2 separate regions of the Homo sapiens genome follow, and region 1 is linked to region 2. The links are chromatin contacts, found by Hi-C or POLR2A ChIA-PET in ENCODE. All regions are on one chromosome and are shown on one strand. Each heading gives the region's core, a stretch centred on a gene start or an enhancer-like site at or near the end of the contact. The rest is flanking DNA. Distances are from core to core; before and after follow the strand shown.

What was found. Hi-C counts contacts between places; a loop is a spot of excess contacts on that map. ChIA-PET counts read pairs that join two places held with the same protein, here RNA polymerase II (POLR2A). Pooled maps may share reads with other maps.
Region 1: a pooled map shows a loop between it and region 2 (2.2-fold over the local background). The contact joins the promoter of LINC02773 here to the enhancer-like site in region 2. A Hi-C loop is called at or near these places in 1 of 37 single-sample maps with no recorded cell type and 2 of 50 pooled maps. POLR2A ChIA-PET finds 5 or more read pairs at or near these places in 3 of 52 experiments (A549, PC-3 and activated T-cell).

Annotation. Positions count from the first base shown.
Region 1 is chr1:212,661,879-212,667,458 of GRCh38, forward strand. It overlaps LINC02773 (long intergenic non-protein coding RNA 2773), which reads right to left and starts at 3,767. Exons shown (of 4, transcript NR_183483.1): 1 at 3,441-3,767; 2 at 2,709-2,809. RefSeq lists silencers at 3,522-3,831, 5,387-5,580.
Region 2 is chr1:212,829,372-212,835,545 of GRCh38, forward strand. It overlaps SPATA45 (spermatogenesis associated 45), which reads right to left. Exons shown (of 3, transcript NM_001024601.3): 3 at 770-890. The coding sequence ends at 871. Among named protein-coding and RNA genes, the nearest start is that of SPATA45, 15 kb to the right of the region's middle. Within about 2 kb of position 4,605, at least 7 of the 41 ENCODE cell types and tissues checked have a DNase peak (open chromatin) inside an H3K27ac peak, as active enhancers do.

The sequences.
Region 1 (5,580 bases), core at 2,517-5,016, 170 kb before region 2:
CAAATCAATAAACATAATCCAGCATATAAACAGAACCAATGACAAAAACCATATGAGTATCTCAATAGATGCAGAAAAGGCCTTTGACAAAATTCAACAACCCTTCATGCTAAAAACTCTCAATAAATTAGGTATTGATGGGACGTATCTCAAAACAATAAGAGCTATCTATGACAGACCCACAGCCAATATCATACTGAATGGGCAAAAACTGGAAGGATTCCCTTTGAAAACTGGCACAAGAGAGGGATGCCCTCTCTCACCACTCCTATTCAACATAGTGTTGGAAGTTCTGGCCAGGGCAATCAGGCAGGAGAAGGAAATAAAGGGTATTCAATGAGGAAAAGAGGAAGTCAAATTGTCCCTGTTTGCAGATGACATGATTGTATATCTGGAAAACCCTATTGTCTCAGCCCAAAATCTCCTTAATCTGATAGGCAACTTCAGCAACGTCTCAGGATACAAAATCAATGTGCAAAAATCACAAGCATTCTTATACACCAAAAACAGACAAACAGAGAGCCAAATCATGAGTGAATTCCCATTCACAACTGCTTCAAAGAGAATAAAATATCTAGGAATCCAACTTACAAGGGATGTGAAGGACCTCTTTAAGGAGAACTACAAACCACTCCTCAATGAAATAAAAAAGGATACAAACAAATGGAAGAACATTCCATGCTCATCAGTAGGAAGAATCAATATCATGAAAATGGCCATACTGCCCAAGGTAATTTATAGATTCAATGCCATCCCCATCAAGCTACCAATGACTTTCTTCACAGAATTGGAAAAAACTACTTTAAAGTTCATATGGAACCAAAAAAAAGCCCGCATTGCCAAGTCAATCCTAAGCCAAAAGAACAAAGCTGGAGACATCACGCTACCTGACTTCAAACTATACTACAAGGCTACAGTAACCAAAACAGCATGGTACTGGTACCAAAACAGAGATATAGATCAATGGAACAGAACAGAGCCCTCAGAAATAATGCTGCATATCTACAACCATCTGATCTTTGACAAACCTGACAAAAACAAGAAACGGGGAAACGATTCCCTATTTAACAAATGATGCTGGCAAAACTGGCTAGCCATATATAGAAAGCTGAAACTGGATCCCTTCCTTATACCTTATACAAAAATTAATTCAAGATGGATTAAAGACTTAAATGTTAGACCTAAAACCGTAAAAACCCTAGAAGAAAACCTAGGCAATACCATTCAGGACATAGGCGTGGGCAAAGACTTCATGTCTAAAACACCAAAAGCAATAGCAACAAAAGCCAAAATTGACAAATGGGATCTAATTAAACTAAAGAGCTTCTGCACAGCAAAAGAAACTACCATCAGAGTGAACAGGCAACCTACAGAATGGGAGAAAATTTTTGCAATCTACTCATCTGACAAAGGGCGAATATCCAGAATCTACAACGAACTCACACAAATTTACAAGAAAAAAACAACCCCATCAAAAAGTGGGTGAAGGATATGAATAGACACTTCTCAAAAGAAGACATTTATGCAGCCAACAGACACATGAAAAAATGCTCATCATCACTGGCCATCAGAGAAATGCAAATCAAAACCACAGTGAGATACCATCTCACACCAGTTAGAATGGCGATCATTAAAAAGTCAGGAAACAACAGGTGCTGGAGAGGATGTGGAGAAATAGGAACACTTACACTGTTGGTGGGACTGTAAACTAGTTCAACCATCGTGGAAGTCAGTGTGGCAATTCCTCAGGGATCTAGAACTAGAAATACCATTTGACCCAGCCATCCCATTACTGGGTATATACCCAAAGGATTATAAATCATGCTGCTATAAAGACACATGCACACGTATGTTTATTGCGGCACTATTCACAATAGCAAAGACTTGGAACCAACCCAAATGTCCAACAATAACAGAATGGATTAAGAAAATGTGGCACATATACACCATGGAATACTATGCAGCCATAAAAAAATGATGAGTTCATGTCCTTTGTAGGGACATGGATGAAGCTGGAAACCATCATTCTCAGCAAACTATCGCAAGGACAAAAAACCAAACACCGCATGTTCTCACTCATAGGTGGGAATTGAACAATGAGAACACGTGGACACAGGAAGGGGAACATCACACACTGGGGCCTATTGTGGGGTGGGGGGAGGGGGGAGGGATAGCATTTGGAGATATACCTAATGTTAAATGATGAGTTACTGGGTGCAACAAACCAACATGGCACATGTATACATATGTAACAAACCTGCACGTTGTGCACGTGTACCCTAAAACTTAAAGTATAATAAAAAAATTCATTGCAGATCTAGTATGTGCCAGATTAGTCCTTCTCAAAGCCTGGTTCCTGGACAGATTGCACCAACATCCCCCGAGATGCAAATTAGAAGTGCAAATAAATTATTGAGCCACACCACGGTCCTACAGCTTGAGAAACTTGAGGTGGGGCCCAGCAACTCATATTTTAATAAATCCTCAGGTGATGCTGATGCACACTAAAACCACCGTGCTAAGTGTTTTACATTAATAATCTCATTCAATTCCATACAAGCCTAAAGAGGTGGGAAGTATAATAATATCCCTGATTTACAGATGACAAACATGGGGTTTGGAGAGGTTAGTGGCCTGCTCCAGGTCCTCACCTGGTAAGGGAGCCCCAGGTCTGTGTAACCCACACCACTGCCCTCTCCCCTCACTACCTTGATGCCTCCCAGAAGTGAGATGCTTTTGTTCCAAGAGGGCTTCCTGTAGGCAGATGTGGGAGCAGGAGTCACTGGTGACACTGGAGCATTCTCCTGGGCTGATGGGTAGAATAGACAGCTATTTTTACTAGGTTTGCAAGACCAGCTGGATTGTTATCATCTATGAAACTAGGCAAACATCTAGCACTAGGACTGTCCCATTCTCGGGCTGGAGCTAAGAAGACATCGCTACTAGTTTGCAATATTCCCAGGGCACCTACCATCTGCTAAGCATGAGCTTCCGCAACATTGAGACCTGTTGTAACCACTGACAATGATGTCGCCTTCAAGGATGGATTAAGTTCCTACTACTTGAAGGCACTGTGCTAGAGGCTTTACAATATATTCTTCTCCTGGTGTTATTATGCCCTTTAACAGATAAAACCGTTGAGGCTCAGAGAGACGCGGGGACAACAGCTCTTACGCAACGGGGCAGGGTTCTGGCCTGCATACTCTAAGGATGATTTCTTCCATTATGCTATCGTTTGAGAAGACAGGAGGGAGTAGGGGAGAACGGTGGGGGCTCCCAGCAAAAGGACAAGACCCTCAGGGCCTGGGGTAGAACTGGAAGCCCACTCTTGACAATCAGTCCTTACCCAGGAGCACAGAGTCAGGGAAATCTGGTCCCAGCACCCATGCCCCCTTCCCCTCCTGGCTCCCTGACGCAGGAGAAAGCCCCCTGGGACTCACTGCGGGCCGGCGGGCACCTGTCACTGATGGGAAGAGCTCCTGTTTCCTTGCCTTGTGCCAAGAGGGCCCAAGGCAGACCTGCCAGCAGCCACGAGATGGCGCTGCGATCCAGGCGACTCCGGGCCCTGCAGCCACCCTCCCCGAGGCTGCCCCGCGGAGGACCCAAGCGGTCGTGGAGGACGCTCTCCCACTCCCCAGCTTCCCTCTTCCCTCCCTCCTCCTTCCTCGCCCCCTGGCCCTGCGAAGAGTGGAGGCCGCATCAGGGAGCCCTAGGCCCAAGGGCGGGCTAGGACTCCCCAGTGACTCCCAGGCAGCCCGGGGACAGCTGCTTCTCCCCTCCCCTGCCCTCCCTTCCTCTTTCCCTGGGCTCCTCCCCAGCCGGGCCAGCCAGTCCTGGGCCACTGCGCTCCCACAGCACAACTGAAGCAGGATCGCAACTCGCAGACTTAACGACTGCACAACTAAACATCAAAAATGAACTCTTCGTTAGAAGACATCCCTCTGCTTGAAAACGTAGCCGTCGAAGTTCCCTCTATGTGTCAAAAATAAGTTATGCGTAGGAGCCAGAGTCCCGTGCCTGGTGTCACCTCTCTTTCCCAAAATCCTCTCCCATCAAGAAAACCATGCATGTGCGTGGGTCCGCGCGCGCGCACTTGGAGAGGTAGAATTTTGAGTTGAAAATCTGAATCTACCATGAAAAATTGTGTGACACCAAGCAAGTGTTTTAAGACTCTTTGAGCCTCAATTTTCTCATCCATAAAGTGGAAATAATACCAGTAATCACTTCATGGGCTGTTGGAAAAATTAAATACATCTAAACCATTTACAGGTGCTTTAACACATAGTAAGTACTCAGTAAATATTATTTCTTTTCCTCTGACACTTATGGTGTGTGTCCATCATTTGGCATTCAATGCAGGCAGCCTTGCGTTTTTGGCTAATTTCTCCTATAGGACATCCCACCCCCAAGGGCCGTGTCTTGCATATCTGTATGTTCAGGAGCACCCAGCACAGACTCTCGCCTGGTGCATAGTAATTAGAGTGGGCCATAGTGACCACCAAAAACCACCGCCTCTGGCTTCAATTCTGCCTCCCTCCTGTCTTCTCTCAGGTGCTGGCTTCATGCACAACCCTGCTAGCGCAGCTACCTAGTGTCCTCTCCTCCACTTCTCTGCTTTGGGGCGGGTGGTGCCCAGCTTTCAGTGGTGAGACCTGTAGCCTTTTGCTCTCTGCTAGGCCAGGGAGCCCCTTCTGAGAGGGTAAGGGGGGCCAGGGTGGAAGGGGCATGGTTCTTGTTTTGTGTCCTGGAGAGAGTGTGCTCCATATAAAGCCTGCTTGAGCAGAGGAGAAGAAGCCGGCCCCGGCACCTTAGCCTTGACCCAGGTTCGTATGGTGTGGAGCCCTTGCTTCTGCTGTGATCGGGCCCAAAAGGTTAACAAGTCAGTTTGTAGAGGTCTGTGTCTGGGAGTTCTTTGGGGTTTTTATTTGTGTCTTTCCTGACTTTTCTATCTCTGAGAGTCAAGTCTTTCTTCCACATCTCTGTCTTGCACTGCAGTTCCCCAGTGCGCAATCATTCCATGTGTGTTGACGGACTGCAGGGCACATTGGCTCTGAAGGCTTTACCAAGCTGGCTCTCAGTCATATATATATTTTTTTAATTTTTGAGACAGGGTCTCACTCTGTTGCCCAGGCTGGAGTGCAGTGGCACAATCATGGCTCATAGCAGGCTCGAACTCTGGGGTTCAAGCGATCCTCCCACCTCAGTCTTCTGAGTAGTTGGGACTACAGGTGCCTGCCACCACACCTGGCTAATTTTTATTTTATATTTTAGAGATGGGGATCTCATCATGTTGCCTGGAGCTGATCTCAAACTCCTGTGCTCAATCAATCCTCCCTCCTAGGCCTCCCAAAGCGCTGGGATTGCAGGAGTGAGCCAACAAACCTGGCCTCAATCAGGTCTTTAACCGTCCAATTTATTCAATTCTGCCAGAGGGCCCCCTGCTGAAGCTGTTCACAGATTGCTCTGATATCATTAAAAAGCTAACCACATATGCAAATGAAGTGTTGGAGGTGTGAGGGTGGCTTGGGGTAGACAGTGCTTCTGGTTCATCTAGGAAGGCTTCCTGGTGGGGGAAGGGGA
Region 2 (6,174 bases), core at 3,355-5,854:
GAAACGGAGGTGATAGTAGCCAAATAGGATGTGGCCATGAGATAATTCTAACCATCACCACTGTGGGGATGGACAACGTAATGTAACAGAAAGCCCTGTCTACAGGCACCTTATATTAGCCTCTCAAATATCTCCTTATTCAAATAATCAAAACCATAACTTTAACAGAGGAAGTTAATCTATCATTTATAAGCAAGTGTTAACTTTTTAGCCTTCAACCTGATCAGTGGGGTTGGTCAATATATTCCATTGAGTTATAGAAACAAATATAAACTATTATTTAAACATTTTAGATTACTAAGGAGAAGATTGCCTGGGCATGGTGGCTCACACCTGTAATCCCAGCACTCTGGGATGCCAAGGCGAGTGGATCACCTGAGGTCAGGAGTTCAAGACCAGCCTGACCAACATGGTGAAATGTCATCTCTACTAAAAATACAAAAATTAGCTGGGTGTGGTGGCGTGCGCCTGTAGTCCCAGCTTCTCAGGAGGCTGAGACAGGAGAATAGCTTAAACCCAGGAGGTGGAGATTGCAGTGAGCTGAGATCATGCCACTGCATTCCAGCCCGGGGAACAGAGCAAGATTCTGTCTCAAAAAAAAAAAAAAAAAAAAGGGATCACTGTAAACTAAACTCTTAGGTATTCATGTTTGAAAGTAACTAAAAAACTCAAATCCTCTCTTCAAATCATCTAAGTTTAAATGATAGAATGGAATGAATAAAGATATGTTTTATGTGACTTAATGTTTTTTGAGGGATCTAGTGAATACTTTTGTTTAGCTTTGTTTATAATTAATAATTTGTAAATAATTTAGACACACTGAAGAAGAATCAAAGAGAATGTATTTCCGTGTGTCTCTGGAGATGCACTTTATCCAAATATGGCATTATCTGAAAAAATAAAAAATAAAAAGTATTTGTTATATAACTTATAACACATTTCATGGTTTTTAAAATAACCCTGGAGGGCAGAGTATTGTTTTTCAGATACAGGAACTAAGGTTTAGAAACACCAAATGGGCCGGGTGCGGTGGCTCACACCTGTAATCCCAGCACTTTGGGAAGCCGAGGTGGGCGGATCACGAGGTCAGGAGATCGAGACCATCCTGGCCAAGATGGTGAAACCCCATCTCTACTAAAAAAATACAAAAATTAGCCGGGCGTCGTGGCGCGCTCCTGTAGTCCCAGCTACTCAGGAGGCTGAGACAAGAGAATCGGTTGAACCCAGGAGGCGGAACGTGCAGTGAGCCGAGATCACACCACTGCACTCCAGCCTGGGCGAAAGAGCAAGACTCCGACTCCAAAAAAAAAAAAAGAAACACCAAATGGCGGCCAGGCGCTGTGGCTCACGCCTGTAATCCCAGCACTTTGAGAGACTGAGGTGGGCGGATCACGAGGTCAAGAGATGGAGACCATCCTGGCCAACATGTTGAAACCCCCATCTCTACTAAAAAGACAAAAATTAGCTGGGTGTGGTGGGATGCGCCTGTAGTCCTAGCTACTCAGGAGGCTGAGGCAGGAGAAATCAGTTGAACCCGGGAGGTGGAGGTTGCAGTGAGCCGAGATCGCAACACTGCATTCCAGCCTGGTGACAGAGCAAGAAAAAATCTCAAAAAAAATTAGCTGGGTGTGGTGGTGCACACCTGTAATCCCAGCTACTCTGGAGGCTGAGGCAGGAGAATCGCTTGAACCCCGGGCAGCAGAGGTTGCAGTGAGCCAAGATCGAGCCACTGCACTACAGCCTGTGACAAAGTGACAGAGTGAGACTCCGTCTCAATAAATTAAAAAAAAAAAAAGAAAGAAAGAAACACCAAATGGTTGGGCACGGTGGCTCACGCCTGTAATCCCAGCGCTTTGGGAGGCTGAGGCAGGCAGATTGCTTGAGGTCAAGAATTTGAGACCAACCTGGGCAACATGGCAAAATCCAGACTCTATTAAAAAAATACAAAAGTTAGCCAAGCATGGTGGCACATGCCTATAGTCCCAGCTACTCGGGAGGCTGAGAGGTAGGAGGATCGCTCGAGCCCAGGAGGTTGAGGATACAGTGAGCTATGATCACACCACTGCGCTCCAGCCCCAGTGACAGAGCAAGACTCTGCCTCTAAAAAAAAAAAAAAAAACCTCAAATTACTAAAAGCATGATACTAGTCAATGACAGAGGCAAAACTTGAACCCAGGTGTTTTTAATTCTATATATTTAAATAAACTGCCCCCCTTTTGGGCTCCACATCTCCAAGTGGAAGATTGAAAAGAGGGCCTGGAAATCTCGGACTAAGAGAACTTCTTTCCTAGTCTTCACGTCACTATTAATAGAAGCAAAGAGGATCACCCAGAACTCCAAATACTCTATGCAAAATCTGTAACATTACTTCCCCTCAACACACAGGCCTCCCCACCAGGTTAGACCACCGCTAGGTTCGACCATCAGGACTAATCTCATTCTGTCCCTTATCCCTGTTTACACTGGACTCCTCAAGGAACCCAGGAGTCCTGGGTCATCCCTCATGCCCTGGATAGTAATCCCCATATAGTTATATGGGCAGCAATACACCCTCCATCCAACACTTCCTATCCCCCACCCTGCTGTTTTCTGTTTCCCCATAGCTCTTACCCATTTATCACTATCTGATCGGACATTTACTTCCTTTTTTTTTTTTTTTTTTTTGAGACGGAGTTTCGCTCTTGTTGCCCAGGCTGTAGTGCAGTGGCGCGATCTCTGCTCACTGCAACCTCCTCCTCCCGGATTCCAGTGATTCTTCTGCCTCAGCCTCCAGAGTAGCTAGGATTACAGGCATGCACCACCATGCCCAGCTAATTTTTGTGGGGTTTCACCATGTTGGTCAGGCTGGTCTCGAACTCCTGACCTCAGGTGATCCACTCGCCTCGGCCTCCCAAAATGCTGGGATTACAGGCGTGAGCCACTGTGCCCGGCTGAAATGTACTATTTTTTAACTTGTTTATCTGGCTCTCTACCCAGTGAAATCTAAGCTTTTTTTTTTTTTTTTTTTTTTTTTTAGAAATAGAGAAGAGGTCTCTCTATGTTGCCCAGGCTACTCTCAAACTCCTGGGCTCAAGGGATCCTCCTGCCTCAGCCTACCAAAGTGCTAGGATTACAGGCATGAGCCAGCACACCAAAACCTAAGCTTTTTGAGGCAAGATTTTATTCATCACTGTATTGACAAGCACGTAGAAGAGTGCCTGACATCAAGTAAGCACTGATATATATTCGTTGAATGAATAAAGAGTAAATGAGTGTTTCTTCCTCTTGCACAGGTATGCAAAGGAAAGGAGTACAGTGCCTTCCAATTCGTATTGAATATGTCCAGCAAAATTACTGTATTATTACCCTCCTGCATTTCTAAAGATTATTCCACAGCAACCAACTAAGGTTGCTGTGAGAAACTCTTAGGTTTGTGAGCCATTGCCCAAGGACATAGCTATTGGTCTCGAGAGGAATGAGGTAAGTTCTACCACTACTTCTGGGAAAGTATATTCCATGTCCCAACATTTATTCAATCAGCCAGGAAACGTTTCCTGAGTTCCTAATTTGTGCCAGACACTGTTCTAGGGACTGAAGATAAAGTGGTGAAAAAAGCAGATACCATCCCTGCCTTCAAGGAGCCTAGCCTTCATTAGGGAGTGATAAACACTGTGGTAAAAAAGAAAGCTGGGTAAGGGATTATAGAGTGTTGAGGAGTGCTGCTTAGATAGGGTGGTTTCTTTTGTTTATTTTTAATTTCAGTAGTTTTTGGGGTAAAGGTAGGTTTTGGTTACATGGGTAAGTTCTTCAGCGGTGATTTCTGAGATTTTGGTGCACCCATCAACCGAGCATATAGTCTTTTATTCCTTGCCCCTCTTTTACCTTTCTTTCCCTTGGGGTTCCTAAAGTCCATTATATAATTCCTATGCCTTTGCATCCTCATAGCTTAGCTCCCACTTATAAGTGAGAACAGACAATATTTGGTTTTCCATTCCTGAGTCACTTCACTTAGAATAATGGCCTCCTGGCCGGGCTCAGTGGCTCAAGCCTATAATCCCAGCACTTTGGGAGGCCGAGATGGGTGGATCACTTGAAGCCAGGAGTTTGAAACCAGTCTGGCCAACATGACGAAACCCCATCTCTACTAAAATACAAAAAAAAAAAAAAAAAAAAATTAGCCAGGCGTGGTGGCAGGCAATCCCAGCTACTTGGGAGGCTGAAGCACTTGAACCTGGGGGCAGAGGTTGCAGTGAGCTGAGATCACGTCATTGCACTTCAGCCTGGGTGACAGAGAGACTCAGCTTTCACAGAATTGAAGAGAGTTGGGGCCTTGCTCTGGGTTAGGCTTTGACTTAAGGAAATGTTGTGGCTGGGTTCATCTGTCCAGATCACTGAAACTTTCTCCCTATCAGCAATAAGGCTGTTTTGCTTTCTTATCATTTGTGTGTTCACTAAAGGGAATTTTAAATTTCCTTCAAGGGTTTTTCCTTTGCATTGATAATTTGGATAAATGACTGGCACAAGAGGCCTGGCTTTTGGCCTATCTTGGCTTTTGCCATGCCTTCCTCACTAAGCTTAATCATTTCTAGCTTTTGATTTAAAGTGAGACGTAATACTTCCTCCTTTCATCTCAGGTGATCCGCCCACCTCGGCCTCCCAAAATGCTAGGATTATAGGCATGAGCCACCTTGCCCAGCCCTAGAGTTATTTTTGAATAAAACAAACACATGACTGTTACAAATTAACTCTAAACACAGTGGAGAATCTCAGCTTTCTACACCACACTGTATCACACTCTACTCCACTTCCTAAGAGCACTGGGCAAGTGTAAAGTCACAGCCACATCAAAGAATTGAAATCTCAAGTGTGGTGATTCTTTTGTTTCTGATCTAAATTAATAATTTGTTGGTTGTATTAGATATGATTACACACCCCCTTCTCTTTTTTTCAAATAAATGAAAAAATGCTATCTCAGCTGCCTGCCTAGACTAAGAAACAAGTATTCACAATGAAGGTATTTATCAGCTCCCCTTCTTCCTCCTATAAAATAATACCACCACCATCACCACCATGCCATCCCCTGCCCCCAACAACCTTCGTCCACTTTTTTTTTTTTTTGAGAAGGAGTCTCACTCTGTCGCCCAGGCTGGAGTACACCGGAGTGATCTCGGCTCACTGCAACCTCCACCTCTGGGATTCAAACAATTCTCCTGCCTCAGCCTCCCAAGTAGCTGGGACTAAAGGTGCGTGCCACCACGCCCAGCTAATTTTTGCATTTTTAGTAGAGATAGGGTTTCACCATGTTGGCCAGGCTGGTCTCAAACTCCTGACCTCAGGTGATCCGCCTGCCTTGGCCACCCAAAGTGCTGGGACTGGAGGTGTGAGCCACCGCGCCCGGCCTCTCCACATTTTATTAGGGCTTTTTGTGTGATATTTGTCATCAAAAGGATCTCCACTGCACCTCAATTTTGCACATGAAATGTTTGTAAAGGCCAGAGAAATTGACGAGATAGCAGGTTTCTGAAGTTTTTGTGGTCTATTGTAACTATTATAACAACTCTTATCAAAATGTGGTTCTCAGGCCATTGGCATCAGCATCACCTTAGTCTGCTGAGAATGCAGATTTCCAGGCACCTCCCTAGAGTCTACTGAATGAGATGGCCTGAAGCTGAGGCCTGGGATTCTGTATGCATAAAAAAAGAGAGTCTCTGGTCTATAATAGATCTTACAATCCACCAGCCTAGTTTAATGACACTTTTACCTTCAAACAGATTGCCTTTATGCTATACCAGGGCAATACTCAGGGGACCTCTTTCAATCCCAGAAATTCTTCCTAATTTTTAGGAATACCTACAAATCATTCCTATACATTGGTTAAGAATCCTATCATAGGCCGGGCACGGTGGCTCACGCCTGTAATCCCAGCACTTTGAGAGGCCAAGGTGGGTGGATTACCTGACGTTGGGAGTTCAAGACCAGCCTGACCAACATGAAGAAACCCGGTCTCTACTAAAAATACAAAAAAATCAGTCAGACTTCGTGGTGCATGCCTGTAATCCCAGCTACTCGAGAGGCTAAGGCAGGAGAATCGCTTGAATCCAGATGGAGGTTGCTGTAAGCTGAGATCGTGCCATTGCACTCCAGCCTGGGCAACAAGAGCAAAACTCTGTCTCAAAAAACAAAAAAAGAATCCTA